Linked DNA regions of Homo sapiens: region 1 is linked to region 2. Evidence: chromatin loops called from intact Hi-C (ENCODE). Cell type or tissue: gastrocnemius medialis. All regions are shown on one strand. Links, peaks and the distances in the headings refer to the core of each region. The heading gives the core; the rest is flanking DNA.

Region 1 (8,317 bases), core at 116-8,115, 73 kb before region 2:
CCACAAGTAATCCTCTTTTAGGGCCTTTGTATTCTTTCTTTCCCCTTTCCAGCATTATAAGCTCCTTGAGGGTAGAGGCCATGCCTTCTTAGTGTTTTCACCACTCAGTGCTTGGTAAAGAGACGGGTCTCCAGTAAGTGTTGGACAAATGAATGAACAATGGATGACTCTCTGGCAAGCCCCACTGGCCTTTTTGCTGTTCTTTTTTTCTTTCTTTCTTTCTTTCTTTTTTTTTTTTTTGAGACGGAGTTTCGCTCTCATTGCCCCGGCTGGAGTGCAATGGCACCATCTCGGCTCACTGCAACCTCCACCTCCGATTCTCCTGTCTCAGCCTCCCGAGTAGCTGGGATTACAGGCGCCCGCCACCACGCCCGGCTATTTTTTGTATTTTTAGTAGAGATGGGGTTTCACCATGTTGGCCAGGCTGGTTGCGAACTCCTGACCTCAGGTGATCCACCCACCTCAGCCTCCCAAAGTGCTGGGATTACAGGTGTGAGCCACCACACCTGGCCTTTTTTTTTTTCTTTTCTTTTTTTTTTTTTTGAGACAGAGTTTCACTCTGGCATGATCTCGGCTCACTGCAACCTCCACCTCCCAGGTTCAAGCTATTCTTGTGCCTCAGCCTCCCAAGTAACAGGGATTACAGGTGCATGCTACCACATCTGGCTGATTTTTGTATTTTTAGTAGAGATGGGGTTTCACCATGTTAGCTAGGCTAGTCTTGAACTCCTGACCTCAAGCGATCTGCCCACCTCGGCCTCCCAAAGTGCTGGGATTACAGGTGTGAGCCACCGTGCCTGGCCCTTTTTGCTGTTCTTAAACACACCAGGATGCTCCCACCATGGGGCCTTTGCCCTGGTTGTTTCCTTGGGCTGGAATATTCTTCTCCAGAAGTCAGCATGGCTCACTGTCTTCCCAGGTCACCTCTCAGTGGGGCCTTCTTGCCACCTTGTTTAAAACTGCACCCACCATCCCACCCCAACTTCCTAATCTCCCCTGCCCTGTGCCGATTTCTTCTCTTCTCGTAGCACACATTGCTCTCTAGCATCTATGTAATTTGCTGATTTACTGTGTTGTCTACTGTCTGTCTCCTCCCACTGGCATATAAGTTTCAAAGGGCAGGTCTCTTTGTTTTGCTCATCAATGTATCTCTAGCCCCTAGAATGGCTCTTGGCACATAGTAAGGCCTCCATCCATGGCACTGAGTGAGTAAGTGAGTGAATGAATACCTGTCTGTTTTGGCAGAGGATCATTCCCATTTTAATAGTGTTAGAATTCTGAGGAGCTGATGAGTGCAAAGAAAAATGGGTGTTGTGCACTTACCGGGTTCAGAGTTCCAGCCACACAGGACAGACAGGAGGAGTGCCTGGGATGACATGTCAGGGACTGAGAAGTAGAGTTTGGGGCCTTGAGTGTGATGCATGGTTCCTCTCCATGTGCCTCAGTTTCCCCACCAGTAAGTGGTCTTTGGCCACTGGGGGTTTACACAGCTTCCCTCATTAGATGAGTCATGAATGTGCTCCTACACACTTAGAGACGGGCTAGGGGCATCGATGCAGAGGTAGGGGCCGAGTGTCCCTAGGAGTAAGGCAGGGGTACAGCCTTGCAGCACTTCTGTCTCCCAGCTCACGGCAGTTAGTGCCAGATATCTGTGGAACCCCATGCTGCGTGCAAGACGTGATGCTAGGTGATGCAGGACCACAGGAGTAAGATCATCGAGTTGGTGAGACAAGCCCTCAGGCCTGAGAGTCTCCTGTGATTTGAACCTTGGCCCTTCCGCTTAAACCTCGCCTGGAACTGTTTGCAGTACTGGGTGTTGTGGGTGGGTTTGTCCACCTTGGAATCTCAGAACAAAGCCACCTCCAGCTCCTCCTGCCCCAGTTTGTGTTTTGCCTTCACCACTCTCCCAGACCCTGAAGCTAAGTAATGAAGGAAGAGGGCAGAGCTCTGCACCCCCCTTGCAGCCCACCTTCCAGCTTCTAGCTGTGCCTCACCCTCTGGGACACTCCTTCCCTCCCAGGTACTTAGCTCATCTTTAAACACCTTATCTTTCCCCACCCACCTTATAACCACCTAGACCCTGTATAGACCTGGGTGTAACTCCAGCCAGCCTGGTCACTGACCTGTGAGGTGGCCTTGGACCTGTTACTCCTCCTCTCAGCAAGGTAGTGCAGTATAAATTGGTGGGGAAAAGCTAGAAATATTTTCATTAAAAAAATCCTCCTGGCTGTGGCTCACGCCTGTAATCCTAGCACTTTGGGAGCTCTTTGGGTGGGTCACTTGAGGCTAGGAGTTCGAGACCAGCCTGGCCAACATGGCAAAACCCCATCTTTACTAAAAAAATGCAAAAATTAGCTGGGTATGATGGCACATGCCTATAATCCCAGCTACTGGGGTGGCTGAGGCAGGAGAATCGCTTGAACGGAGGTTGCAGTGAGCTGAGATTGCACCACTGCACTCCAGCCTGGGCGATAGAGCAAGACTCTGTCTCAAAAAACAAAACAAAACGAAACAACAACAACAACAAAACACCCATATTTTCATCTAGGCTGTGTCAGATTTTCCCACTGACTTAATTTTATTCCCGCAACAACTTTATGAAGTTGAGAAAAAACACTGCATGATTTTTGCATTCACTTTTGGTTCCTCTTATCTGACACACCTTAAGTAACTTATCCTCCACACCCCACCCTCCCATCCGCACCTGCTTATTCATCCATTTGTTCAACCAACAGTGACCGTTTTGAAGCCTCTGTGTCAGACACTGTGCAGGCTGTTGGGAATCAGAGATGAATAAAACTGCCCTGTTCACAGAACTCACAGTCTACCAAGGAGAGAGACACGTGAACAACGCCTAGCTGCACAGAGCTCACAGATAGGGTGCCGTGGGGCTGAGGGAGGGCAGGCCTGTGAGATGCTTCTGAAGTGAGAGTAACTAGACTCGTTGATCCTTGTGGAGATCTGGGAGTCAGGGCCCGGAAGTAGTTGTGAAAGTCTGAGGTTTCTAGCTTGGGATTCAGGTTGATTATGTCATTTAACTGCAATCGGGAAAGGGGGACGAAGAGACAGTTTAGTGAGGGCAGAGGGAGGTAAGTGGTGGTCATAATAATGGTGTGACCCGTTGCTGAGCTCCTTCTCCGTGCCCAGCATTGTTTACACTGGAGCTTCTCACACTCGACTGCCTGGACATTTTGTTGAAATGCAGACTTGAACTCAGTGGGTCTGGGTGTGGCCCGAGAGTCTGCATTTCTGACAGGTTCTCAGATGATGCCCATGCTGCTGGCCCTGGACCACACCAGTGTGCAGTAACATCTAGGCAGGCATGCAGGGGAAAATGCCCACGTGAGGCTGAGGAGCAAGGCCAGGACAACGCTAAAAGGTTTAAGAGTCAGCCAAGAGGCCGGGTGCGGTGGCTTACGCCTGTAATCCCAGCACTTTGGGAGGCCGAGGCGGGCGGATCATGAGGTCAGGAGATCGAGACCATCCTGGCTAACACGGTAAAACCCTGTCTCTACTAAAAATACAAAAAATTAGCTGGGTGTGGTGGTGGGCGCCTGTAGTCCCAGCTACTCGGGAGGCTGAGGCAGGAGAATGGTGTGAACCCGGGAGGTGGAGCTTGCAGTGAGCCGAGATCGCGCCACTGCACTCCAGCCTGGGCAACAGAGCGAGACTCCGTCTCAATAAAAAAGGAGTCGGCCAAGAGCAGGCAGAATGGAGAGCTGCTGGGCACAGTGGCTTTGTAATCCCAGCACTTTGGGAGGCTGAGGCAGGTGGATCACCTGAGGTCAGGAGTTCAAGACCAGCCTGACCAACATGGTGAAACCCCGTCTCTACTAAAAATACAAAAATTAGGCGTGGTGGTGGGTGCCTGTAATCCCAGCTACTGCGGAGGCTGAGGCAGGAGAATAGCTTGAATCGGGAGGCGGAGGTTGCAGTGAGCCGAGATCGCGCCATTGCACTCCAGCCTGGGTGACAGAGTGAGACTCTGTCTCAAAAAAAAAAAAAAAAAGAATGTGTGAGAGAGGAAAGGACAGTGCAGGGGGTGTCAGTGTGTAAAAGCCAGGCTGAGGCGACTCCTTGATGGAGACGAAGAGAACCAAGGGGGCACGCTATTCGGGAGCCTCCTTGGAGGGTCAGATGGGGTGAAGACCATGCACAGACTGTGGGATGGGACCTTAGGCTGTGGGGTGCCCAGCGAGAGCAGCCTCGGACAAGTGGTGCCCGAAGGCAGCTTTGCACCGGTTCTCCGTCAGCCCTGCCTGGTAATAGCCTCAATATGGTGATTTGATCTCAAGAAGCTGCCTGGGGGCAGGTGTATCTGAGAGTGACAGGAGCTGGTTAATACTCCGGGTGCAGGCAGAGGTCCCAGCAGGGACAGCTGACAGAGCTGTGGCCAGGCTCCTTCTCACTTTCCCTTTAGTGCAGTGCTGTGGGAAGGGAACATGAGCACGTGGAGGGGCCTGGTGCGTGCCAGCCAGTGGGCAGCTGCACCTCCTTCCTGGCTGGCCCCATGCAGCCTATGGGCGGGTTCCCAAAGAGGAGCCAGCACTGAGAGGACACTCACGTGTCTTCACTTGACAGTTCTCTTCTCAGAGCTCTTGTTTGTGCAATGGAAGGCAATGCTGTGCATCGAGGCCCTGATAGGTTCTTAGTTATTCTGGTGTTTACTTTTCAAAGGTCTCGTATTTTTAACTAGGAAATCCCGCTCCAGTGTTTTTCTGCTCACCTCTGGTCAGGACGGGAAGCACCGAGCAGATGTTTAACCTTGAAAATGGGTGAATACACAGGAGCACAACATCAGGGAATGGCCCTACAGGATCAGCAGGGGGCCCTTGGGAAGGGGAGGCCTGTCTCGTAAGTAAAAGTCTGGGAAGACATTTCAGCGGAATTTGCTAGGGCGGGTAGACATGGCGTTTTCCACTCTGGTACGTGTTGCCCTGGGAGAGCTTGGACAAGACCCGAAGGCTGAGAGGTGAGCCTCACCGTCCTTCGCAGCAGCTTTGGGGGTGTGGCTCAGGCCTCCCGGGCTGCTTCCCCTCCTTTTCTAGACGGACTTGGCGGTGCGGATCCCTGGGTGCCTTCTCTCTGCACCCCTCCCACATGAACCTGGTTGACTGAACAGCAAGGACATCTTTGAGGGGAAGGAAGCCTGGCCCCTCTGAAGGAGTCGCTACTACAGGCCTCCAGTCTCCTTGAGGGCAGGGGCCAGCATGGTTGTCCTGCACTGAGCGCTGGCTCCTGAAAGGCCGCGCAGCCATGGAGAGTGTGTATGGAAAGGCAGCCTGGGCCAGGCCTCTGTCGCTGCCTTGGTGACTGATTTTCGCAGAGCCTCCTGGTTCCTTCTCCCCAGCCCGTGGGGGATGGACAGGCTGTCTCAAAGCCTTCCTGTGGTCTTAGGGATTCTTGGAACTCCTTAGCAGAACTGACTCTGAGATGTGTGAAGGTGCTAGAATTTCCAGAGGTACCCGGCTGGCCCTCGGCTGAGGGGGTGGGAAGCAGCTGTCTGGCCGGTAGCTGCCATTTGCTCCAACCTGCTGCACTACAGCTCTCAGCCCCTGTGTCTGCTGCCACGCCTGCCCTGCGCCTCGCTTACCCCTCTCCTCTCACCAGAATGTACTGTCGTGGAGAGGGTCAGAAGCTCCATAAAGGGCCCCTGGCTTATGTCGTAGGCTAGAGCCTGGACTCCTTACTTCTGTGCTTATTCCACTGTTAGATGATTTTCTTTTTTTTTTTTTTTATTTTGTTATTAGTGTTTATTATTTTTCCGTAGCCATAAAAGAGATACATCTCATTGCTGGAACTTGTCTCTATTAAAAACAAAACAAAACAAAAACCTTATAACAAACAGCATGGCTGGATGCAGTGGTTCACACCTATAATCCCAGTACTTTGGGAGGCCGAGGCGGGTGGATCACCTGAGGTCAGGAGTTCAAGACCAGCCTGGCCAACATGGTGAAACCCTGTCTCTACTTTTTAGACAAATACAAAAAATTTTAGCCGGTCGTGGTGGTGCATGCCTGTAATCCCAACTACTTGGGAGGCTGAGGCAGGAGAATTGCTTGAACCCGGTAGGTGGAGGTTACAGTGAGCCAAGATCGTGCCACTGCACTCCAGCCTGGGCGACAGAGCCACACTCCATCTCAAAAAAAAAAAAAAGAAAGAAAAAAGAAAGAAATCCTTGCTTTTTGGAACACAGTTTAGATGGGTTCTTCAGATTCCCTGCTGATAAGAAATTAAATCCTTATCCCCATCATCCTTTCGGAGTCTCTCAGAGAATCTGCACCAGGACAAGGGCTGGGCAGTGCTGTGCGCCTCTGCGGGAAGGTGAGCCCAGAGGCTGGGTGTACAGCTGCTAGTTTGTTTTGCTGGGGGTTAAACTTGGTGTTGCTGGAGCATTCCCCAGAGGTTACGATCAGAATTGCTTCCATGCTGCAGGGCTGATTTACTGTGAAGGGGTAGGGTTGTTGCAGGACTGGTTTCCCAGGCTCTCTGGAACGCCTGGTCTCTGGCCAGGAGGCAGCCTGGAGCCTCAGTGCAAGGAGGATCCCTCCCCTACCCCAGGTAGGGCCACTCCCACACATGTGCACACCCACACTCATACCCCACATAGGCACAGGCAGGCTTACTCCCACCTATGCTCACACACACACTCATACCCCCACAAAGGCACAGGCAGGCGCTTACACACCCCATGCGCGCACACACACTCATACCCCCACATAGGCACAGGCAGGCTCTACTCCCACCCGTGCGCACACACACTCATACCCCTCACATAGGCACAGGCAGGTGCTCACACACACGTGCGCACACACACTCATGCCCCCCACGTAGGCACAGGCAGGCGCTCACACACACATGCGCACACACACTCATACCCCCACATAGGCACAGGCAGGCTCGCTCTCACCCATGCACGCACACACACACTCATACCCCCCACAAAGGCACAGGCAGGCACTCACACACACATGCGTGCACACACATACACACTCATACCCCCACATAGGTACAGGCAGGCGCTCACTCACACATGCGCACACACACTCATACCCCCACATAGGCACAGGCAGGCGCTCACACACACATGCGTGCACACACACACACACACTCATACCCCCACATAGGCACAGGCAGGCGCTCACACACACATGCGTGCACACACACACACACACTCATACCCCCACATAGGCACAGGCAGGCGCTCACACACACATGCGCACACACACACACACTCATACCCGCACATAGGCACAGGCAGGCTCACTCCCACCCATGCTCACACACCCACACTCATACTCCCCACAAAGGCACAGGCAGGCTCGCTCTCACCCATGCACGCACACACACACTCATACCCCCCACAAAGGCACAGGCAGGTGCTCTCACACACTTGCACACACACACACTCCTACCTCCCAGATGCACAGGCAGGGCCACTCACACATGTTCACACCCACCTGCTAACCCCCCATGTGCACACACAGGCTCGCAAACGCCCACATTTATGCATACATGGACTGTCACCAGGAGTCCTGCCTTAAACCGAAACCTATTTCTCATGAAACTTTCCCAAGAGTTAGAAGTCAGTTTCAAAAATTAGTAAATGCTTGTACAGTGTGATTTATTTCATGAAATGCTCAAAATAGTGACTTTCTCTTCAGCTGCTAGTGATCTGGTCATCCACATTGAAGACTGTGTCCCCCTCAGACCTCATGGTGAGGACTAAGTGAGGTAAGGCGTGCAAGGTGCCGAGCCCTGTGCCCGGCACTGCGTAATCATGCTGTAAATATTAGTTATTTTTAAAATTATTATTGCTATTATCCAAAGGTGCCCCAGTTGACACTGATGCCAACCTGTGGCCACAGCAGTTCTCATACACTGTCTCCGTTGGCAGGCTGCCCTGCTGTTCAGGGTGGTGTCATTTTTGGAATTATAAATACACTGACACCTACCATGTACCCACAAAAATTTAAAATTAAATGAAATGGCAAGGCGCGGTGGCTCATGGCTGTAATCCCAGCACTTTGGGAGGTCGAGGTGGACAGACCACCTGAGGTCAGGAGTTTGAGACCAGCCTGGCCAACATGGTGAAATGCTGTCTCTACTAAAAGTACAAAAATTAGCTGGATGCGGTGGCGTGTGCCTGTAGTCCCACCTACTCAGGAGGCTAAGACTGGAGAATTGCTTGAACCCAGGAGGTGGAGGTTGCAGTGAGCCAAGATCATGCCACTGCACTCCAGCCTGGGTGACAGAGTAAGACTCCATCTAAAAAAAAAAAAAAAAAAGTTAATTAAATATAGAAAGCTTATTAAAA
Region 2 (8,317 bases), core at 99-8,098:
CCTCAGTGTCCTGGCCTCCCAGGTGGGATCAAGCAGGGTGGGTGCAGCTGCAGCGTTCCAGGCAAGAGCTCAAGCTCCAGTACCAGGAACATAAGGGGACATAAGGGCCTCAGGCAAACTAGGGTTACGGGCCACTGCCCCAAGAGTTGAGTGGGCCACAAGCAATCCCCAGTGCCCAGGCGCTTCCCCATGAGAGCCGCCAGCAGGCAACGGTGTGCCAGGCCGGCCTGAGCGGGGCCAGTACACAGTGGGTGCGAGGCTTCTCTCAAATGCGCGCTCCAGCTCATCAGTCTTAGGGCTTCTGAGGCAACCTAGTGGGTCCTGGACTTCTGTTGCTGTGGGGCCTCAAACCTGTTGAGTAGCCACCTCAGATGACCAGAACCCACCTCCAGAGTTCCTATGACCAAAGTTGTCTAGAGCCGCTCCGGACACTGCCAGGGTTGCTACTGACAGGAATGGGGTCCCCAGAGAAAGCCATGCCCACAGGCATCCACCAGCTGCAGACAGGCCCGGCCCCTGCATGGCCTGCCTTGGCTGCACCTTGTACATCCTGGATGGCATCTGCCGGCCACGGGCTGAGTCCCCACACACACAGACTGGCCCTGGAGAGAGCAAGGCAAGCCCCCTAACCTGGGACAAGTGGACACTGAGGACTCCCAGACCCAGCCCTGGGTGGCTCCAGCTTGGGACTGCTCCCTTAAGGCTCGTTCTTGGCCCTCACTCTCCTCCCCTTCCTGGCCCTCATCTGGACCCGCGCTTTCTGCTGCCTTGTGGTCCTCTGCTCCAGCCCTGGGAGGGAACGCGGCTCCCCTGACACTCGAAGCCAGGGAGGCCTCTCTCTTTGCCTGCTGGGCCCGGTGCCGCTCTTCAGTTCTGCCAGGGCTGCTGAGGCGGCACAGGCCAGAGAGGGAGGAACCAGGGCTGAGGGCAGGAACCACAGAGGTGCAGACGCGGGGGCGGGGCACAGGATGGAATGGTGGCAGTGCGAAAGGCGCGGCGGGGGGCGGTGCTGCGGTCAGCACCGGGTGCGGGGATGCGCCACGTGGGCCTGCAGGGCCTCCCGGATGCCGCGCTGCCAGTCTCGAGCCAGCTGCACCGGGGTCACGGAGGCCTGGGAGCAACGGTGTGGGTCAGTCCCTTGCAGGCGCTCCACCCGCCCTCGGGTCAGGAGCCAGGGCTGCGCCCACACTCACCGCGTTCCGCACCCCCAGCTCGGCCCCATAGAGCAGCAGTAGCTTCATGGCTTTGTAGCTGCCGTGCCGCACGGCCTCGTGCAGAGCCGTGTCCCCTTCCTGCTGAGAACGCAGGCAGTCAAGCTTCTGCCTCCGCGTGCTGCCCTCCTCATGCAGGAAGGTCAGGGCTGCTGTCACCGAGCAGACAGCACCTCTGGTCCTGGCTGGGGCTCCTCAGTCCCTGCTCCTCTGGAGCTGTCCGAGCCGGAAAAGACCAAGCGCCTGCCTTACCTTATCCTGTGCGTTCAGGTGGGCGCCACACTCGATGAGGTGCTCCAGGCAGTCGGGGTGCCGGGTGCGCACTGCCACGTGCAGGGGGGTGCTCCCGATCTGAGAGCAAGTGGGGGTCAGTGCTGGGTCTGGATTGGTGAGGCCTCCCTAACCCATGGGACTACGTGCTCTCTTCTCCAGGAACAGCGTCTGCTCCCGTGTTCCCGACAGGCCCCCAAAGCACCGTGCCCCTCACCTTGTCCCGGGCATTGACCCGGGCTCCCTGGTTAAGCAGCTGTTTGAGGATGACCAGATGTCCTCCGCGGCAGGCCCAGAACACAGGTGTCCTGTCCAGCTGCAAAACAAAAGCACCCAAGCACTCAGCTGCTGGGATGTGAAGCTGGGCGTCGACCAGAGGCTGGGCCTTTCCCCATCCTCACCAAGTCTCGCGCGTCCACTGTGGCACCTGCCACCAGCAGCTTGTTCACCAGCTGGCTGTGACCCTTCAGACAGGCCCAGTGCAAGGCGGTGCGGTGGAGCTGAGGGCAGAGATGGAAGATTAGGCAGAGGGAGTGCAGCCACCCCTAGAGACCCCACGCGGTCCCCTTCCCAGGGCCAGGTCCCTGAATGGAATTGCCACTTCCCCCACCACGCGATGGGCCGCTCCCTCTCCTCCGTCTGCAGGTGCCACTGGATTCATGCCCATAAGAGTGAAAATCCCTGCAGCCTCCTAGGCCAGGACTTGAACACACTGAAGGCAGCGCTCCTGCAGCTGCAGCTGCTGCCAGCCGACTCACCCAACCTGTGCTACCTTGTCATGGGCATTGGGGTCCCCTCCGTCTGTCAAGTACTTGTCAATCAGGTACTCCTGGTTCTCAGCAGCTGCCTTCAGGAACATCTCCAGGCCCACAGGCTCCACCTGGGCCTGGGACTGCGGCTGGTTCAGTTGAAGACAAGACCAAATCACTCCCGAAGGCCGCAGGTGCCCAAGATGTCACAGCTTCACCAGTCTGGCCCACGGGTCCCATGCAGCCCACCAAGGAACACTGCTGGCTCGTACTAATGCAGTTTCTTATTCTAATCCCACGCCAGGAGATTGAATAGACTGTGTGTGTGTGAGCGTGTGTGTTATGGATTGACTTGTATCTCCCCAAGATTCGTATGAAGTACTAACCCCAGGTACCTCAGAATGTGACCTTATTTGGAAACAGAGTCACTGAGGATGTAATTAGTTAAGATGAGGTCACACCGGCGTATGGTGGGCCCCTCACCAATATGACTTGTGTTAAAGTGGGCTCTAATCCAATGTGACTGATGTCCTTATGAAAGGGGACACGTGGGCCGGATGCGGTGGCTCATGCCTGTAATCCCAGCACTTTGGGAGGCTGAGGCGGGCAGACCACAAGGACAGGAGATTGAGACCATCCTGGCTAACACGGTGAAACCCCATCTCTACTAAAAATACAAAAAAAAATTAGCCGGGCGTGGTGGCGGGTGCCTGTGGTCCCAGCTACTCGGGAGGCTGAGGCAGGAGAATGGCATGAACCCGGGAGGCAGAGCTTGCAGTAATCCGAGATCGTGCCACTGCTCTCCAGCCTGGGCAACAGAGCGAGACTCCGTCTCAAAAAAAAAAAAAAAAAAAAAAAAAAAGTTGGGGGAGACACATGGACACAGGCATGCACACAGGCAGAACGCCCAGCAAACATGAAGGCAATAGTTGGGTGATACATCTACAAGCCAAGGAACGCCAAAGATCACCAGCATCCACCAGAAGCCGGAGAGGCATGAAGGGATTCTCCCTCACCACCCTCAGAGGGAACCAGCCTCGCCAACACCTTCCTGTTAGCCTTCCAGCCCCCAGGACAGCGAGGTGACACATGCCTGCTGTTGAGGCTGTCCAGGCTGTGGGACTTTGTTATGGCAGCCCTGGCGGACACATCCGCGGGGGCTCTGGAGTGGATTTAATGGGCTCCCCAGGCACTGGCTGTGTGGTCCTGGCCTGCAGTGCCCACTCTGCCCCAAGCCCTTCCTCTGGAACTGGAGCCCTGGTGTGTGCACTGCCCTAACCCCGACCTCCCACTCACCTTAACCAGGGGCTCAGGTTTCCTGGGGGGGACTCTGTGTCTCAGTCGCTTTTTCCGTCTTTGAACCAAGTTTTCCAAGTCAGCCAGGTTATCCAGATTAAATCTGGTACTGTTAAATCTTTCAAGCTGGGGCAGAAGACAAGACCATGCCAGCCATCAGCCGCTGGTCAAGAGATCTCTCTGCCCTGCCGACAGGAGACACCAGCTGCTCAGGCTGCCCCACCAGAGTCCCTCCAGGCCTCACTGCTCAGCCGGCCTCAGGGATTAGCCACTGCCCCCAACCCCGGCCCCCGCCCCTCTCTCACTTTCTTCTTCTTCTCTTCTTCCAATTTCAGCTTCTCCCGGGCCACAGCCTCTTGGGGGCCCCTCCTCCAGTCACTAGGCCAGGCTCCAGGGTCAGGAACTCCATGTCCAAATCCCAACACTTTCCCTTCAACTCTTTCTCCACTTACCTGTAGGAACAGGATATGAGTACTGAGTTGGGAAAATTGGAGGAACCCTTAGAAAACAGAGCTGTGGAGTAGCAGGGAGCTGTCTTATAAGGGCAGATGTCACAAGGCTGGTGCCCGGGATGGGAGCCGGCCTCAAAGCTCCTGCAGTCCAGAGTGCTGGCAAGCTCCCTCACCCTGTGGGTGCTGCAGGCTCCGCAACTGTGTCATCAGCTGACACCCAGGGGGACAACGGATCCCCGCCTACCCTGCTCCTGTCAGCAGGAACACAGCTGGGGGGACATGAGGCCACAACCTATTTATACTGCTGGGCATTTGCCCAGGTAGCCTCAGGGCAGATGACACCTTAGCTTCCCCCATGTTGTTAAGATTCCTACCAGATCATACTGACTGCCACCTGACTCCAAGCTCAGAGGGACAGAGAAGTCCCCCCGGGGTAAAATTCTAAATGCCTGGGTTCAGTTCTCGGCTCCTTTTGAAGCTACATTTAAGCTCAAACACTTAAGGCAATTGCCTAAAGGAGTTGTGAAGGTTATGAGTTATTGGGACCTGTGCCTGGGGCAAAGCCTCCGTAGCAAACACCCATGCTTCCTCCCACCGGGCCCCACCTCAGGAGTTCAGGAGCTGGGGAGCACTGAGGAATCAGCCTGTTGTGGGGAAAGAACAGGGTGGAATGATAGGGTAACAGATCCTAGGACTTTCTAGTCAGGTAGAACCATATTCCTTCTAAAGAACTCTAGCAACCTAACACCTCCCTGCCATTTGCCTCCCGCCAGAGGCTGCACCAGGCTGGGGCCAGCAGCCCACAGATGGGCTTGCTGGGCCTCACACCCTCCAGGCCCCTCGTCACTCAAACCGACATCCCTAAGAGTCACTGTTTCCCTCACTGCCCAGGGAGCGAAAGAGCACCCTTCCCTATCCCCAAGGCAGCCAGGACCTCTGGCCATTTCCAGAGCAACAACTATCATGGTGCTTAAGCTGAACTACAACCACCACAGCCACACTTGCATCTTCCAAAGTAACCTGCCATTTCCTGTTCCTCTTTCACCATCACTATCCAGGGCAAAACTCACTGAACTCAAGGATTTTCATGTCTTCTTTCCCATTCGACTTCCCTCTCTTGCTCCCTAACCCCCTCACCACCTCACATGAGAACCGAGCAGACACACCAGAAAGAACCGCACGCTCAGCCGGGTGTGGGGGTACACGCCTGGAGTCCCAGCTACTTGGGAGGCCCAGGTGGGAGGATCACTTGAGCGTGGGACTTCAAGGCCAGGCTGGGCAACACAGCAAGACTCCGTTTCAAAAAATACAGATTTTTATAAAAGAACTGCATGCTTCCCTGCACCTAAGACTTGACCCTCACACCACAGAAAGAAGCTGCCAGCCCTCTCTAGCCAGCCTCCTCCTATCAAGCCGGTCCCAGGGTGCCTCCCACCTCCGTCCCACATCCTTACCAACTGCTGAATGCTGATGAAGTCCATGGTCCCCCCTGTTCCTCACACCCCCCAGTGAGAAGAGCTGAACTGCTCAGCCCTTTATAGGAGCGCCTGGAGACGGGCAGGGGTGGACAGGGAAGGACTGGCGCAGGTGCAAGCCCCTGGGCCAGATGACTCTGGGACTCTGTCACACCAACTAAAATACCAGTCTGGGAATGCAGCCCACTGGGGAAAAGAAAAGGAGCTGTTTGGAGATGAGTTGGCTGCATCCTCGGACACCCACTCCTGCACCTCTGCCATGCCCCACACCTACTCAGGGGCCATTTAACCAACACACTGCTAGCCCAGATTCGGGTGAAACGTGTTCCCCTCTCCTAAGTTTAGATGCCACTCCTGAAGAAAGCCCAGCCTGGGCCTCCATGTTGTAGGGCCGGCTGCCTGTGAACCTGAAAGCCCAGCCTAGGTGGCTGAGCAAGGAGGCTGGAAGCCTGAGGGGGTGGTCGGGAGGGGCAGGAGCGGCCAGCCTACAGCCTCAGCCCTCATGGTGGCCACGTGAGGAAACCGTGATCTCCCAACTTGCAGTTTCAAGGCTGCCCTTCCCTTCCCTGTGCTGTGGGTTTCTCGCCCCCGGGCTCCCCCGCTCCTCCCTCAGTGCTCTGAGAGCACATGGCAGCTGCCCCAGCCCCGAAGCCAAGCCTGGCGCCTGTCCTCGGGCCTCTGGAAGTCCTCCCCGCCCCTCTACAAGCCCCTACCAGACGCTCTCCAGGGACGGAGTGTGCCCCTCCAGCCACAGGAAAGGGGAGACTGATCCGCGTCAGGTCCCGGGATGGAATAGTAACCATGAAATCCAGCCGCAGAGCAATGTGTCTCAAGCCATCAGTCACCCTTCCTAATTCTCAGGAAGCCAGGCATGCCCTTCACCCAGCTGAACCTTGAACTCCGCCTTGGCCTTTGCAAGGAAATCAGCCAGTAAATAAGACCCCAAAATCGGAGCAACCTGAGAAGACATGACCAGGGTACAAGGAGGGAGAACTGTGGCCAAGGATGGCCACAGGCCCCAGATGGCTCCCCAGCTCCCAAAGAACTGGCCTCTTGGAAGGGCTTCCACATTTTCAGAGAACTCAGGAAAAGGCAGAGCTTTCTTAGAAAACTCAGTTCTTGGCCCGGCAACAGTGAGACTCCGTCTAAAAAAAAAAAAAAAAAAAAGTTTTCTTTTTTTTTTTAATTTTTTGAGACGGAATCTCGCTCTGTGGCCTGGGCTAGAGTGCAGTGGCGCGATCTCAGCTCACTGCAACCTCCACCTCCCGGGTTCAAGCAATTCTCCTGCCTCAGCCTCCCGAGTAGCTGGGATTACAGGCACCTGCCACTATGCCCAGCTAATTTTTTATATTTTTAGTAGAGACGGTGTTTCACCATGTTGGCCAGGCTGGTCCTGAACTCCTGACCTTGTGATTCACCCGCCTCAGCCTCCCAGAGTGCTGGGATTACAGGCTTGTGCTATCGCGCCCAGCTGAAAACTTAGTTCTTAGGCTAAATTTAGGGTGCTTTTTTCAGACAAAGGTGTTCCTTGCTTTTTTTTTTTTTTTTCTTTTTGAGATGGAGTTTCACTCTTGGTGCCCAGGCTGGAGTGCAATGGCGCGATCTTGGCTCACCGCAACCTCCACCTCCCCGGTTCAAGTGATTCTCCTGCCTCAGCCTCCCGAGTAGCTGGGGTTACAGGCACGTGCCATCACCCTGGCTAATTTTGTATTTTTAGTAGAGATGGGGCTTCTCCATGTTGGTCAAGCTGGTCTCAAACTCCTGACCTCAGGTGACACCCAGCCTGTTCCTTGCTTTTGGTTATGAGGAGGGAAAGAGTCATCTAAAATGAGGGCAAAGGGGCCGGGCGTGGTGGCTCACACCTGTAATCCCAGTACTTTGGGAGGCTGAGGTGGGCAGATCACCTGAGGTCAAGAGTTCGAGACCAGCCTGGCCAACATGGTGAAACCCCGTCTCTACTAAAAATATAAAAATTAGCCAGGCACCTGTAGTCCCAGCTACTTGGGAGGCTGAGGCACAAGAATCACTTGATCCCTGGAGGTAGAGGTTGTGGTGAGCCAAAATCGCACCACTGCACTCCAGCCCGATGACAGAGCGGGACTCGGTCTCAAAAAAAAAAAAAATAAAATGAGTGCAAAGAAACAAGAAAAAGTAAGACTGGCCACCACTGTCCACTCCAACTCACAAACACCCCTCAGCACGTGGCACTGGAGGAGCGGCGTTTTGCACCCCCAGGCTTCAGGGAAGTTCTCAATAGAAAACCCATTAGTTGTCTCATATGACTGGTATTAACTCTGACTTAAAAAAAAAAATCAAGCCAGAAACAGTGTGTTGAGCAAGAAAGGAAAAAAGATTCCTTATTAAAAGTTCAAACATAAACAGAAGGCTCAGGACCTCCTTGACTACCTCTCTTGCCACGTGGCCCAGGAGAAACCATGGCTGGCAGTTTAACAGCCACCCTCCTGCTTCTGCTCTGTGCATTTTGTGGATGCACATCCACGTTTTTCTTTTCTTTTGAGACAGGGTCTCACTCTGTTGCCCAGGCTGGAATGCAATGGCGCGATCTCGGCTCACTGCAACCTCCACCTCCCGGGTTCAAGCGATTCCCCTGCCTCAGCCTCCAGAGTAGCTGGGATTAGAGGCACCTGCCACCACATACGGCTAATTTTTGTATTTTTAGTAGAGACAGGGTTTTACTGTGTTAGCCAGGATGGTCTCGAACTCCTGACCTTAGGTGATCCTCCCACCTCGGCCTCCCAAAGTGCTGGGCTTACAGGCGTGAGCCACTGCTCCTGGCCTACATCCACGTATAGATCCATACATTTATACATGATCTTAGCCAAAAGGCTGAGAGGCAATCACAT

Evidence for each region. Peaks named below come from ENCODE experiments on the same cell type or tissue, not always from the same donor. Only the 100,000 strongest peaks of a DNase experiment are listed, where the experiment ranks them.
Region 1: it touches region 2 in a loop (4-fold over the local background); 17 of 110 quality-filtered maps call a loop at or near these places.

What each region holds. Positions count from the first base shown.
Region 1 is chr2:96,765,572-96,773,888 of GRCh38, forward strand. All of the region lies in intron 1 of CNNM4 (cyclin and CBS domain divalent metal cation transport mediator 4), which reads left to right. Among named protein-coding and RNA genes, the nearest start is that of CNNM4, 8.8 kb to the left of the region's middle. RefSeq lists enhancers at 3,866-4,800, 7,625-7,754. In gastrocnemius medialis, for the core only: no CTCF peak of the experiment used is centred there; DNase peaks (open chromatin) are centred at 4,470 and 5,124; H3K27ac peaks cover 3,323 bases.
Region 2 is chr2:96,838,534-96,846,850 of GRCh38, forward strand. ANKRD23 (ankyrin repeat domain 23) reads right to left here and starts at 5,488. Exons shown (of 9, transcript NM_144994.8): 1 at 5,433-5,488; 2 at 3,832-3,978; 3 at 3,527-3,652; 4 at 2,254-2,379; 5 at 1,883-1,981; 6 at 1,699-1,797; 7 at 1,464-1,562; 8 at 1,194-1,292; 9 at 1-1,111. The coding sequence starts at 5,459. The coding sequence ends at 1,016. RefSeq lists silencers at 1,043-1,102, 1,243-1,342, 6,679-6,868 and an enhancer at 2,935-3,540. In gastrocnemius medialis, for the core only: no CTCF peak of the experiment used is centred there; DNase peaks (open chromatin) are centred at 2,771, 4,198, 5,558, 6,222 and 2 weaker places; H3K4me3 peaks cover 3,880 bases; H3K27ac peaks cover 7,650 bases.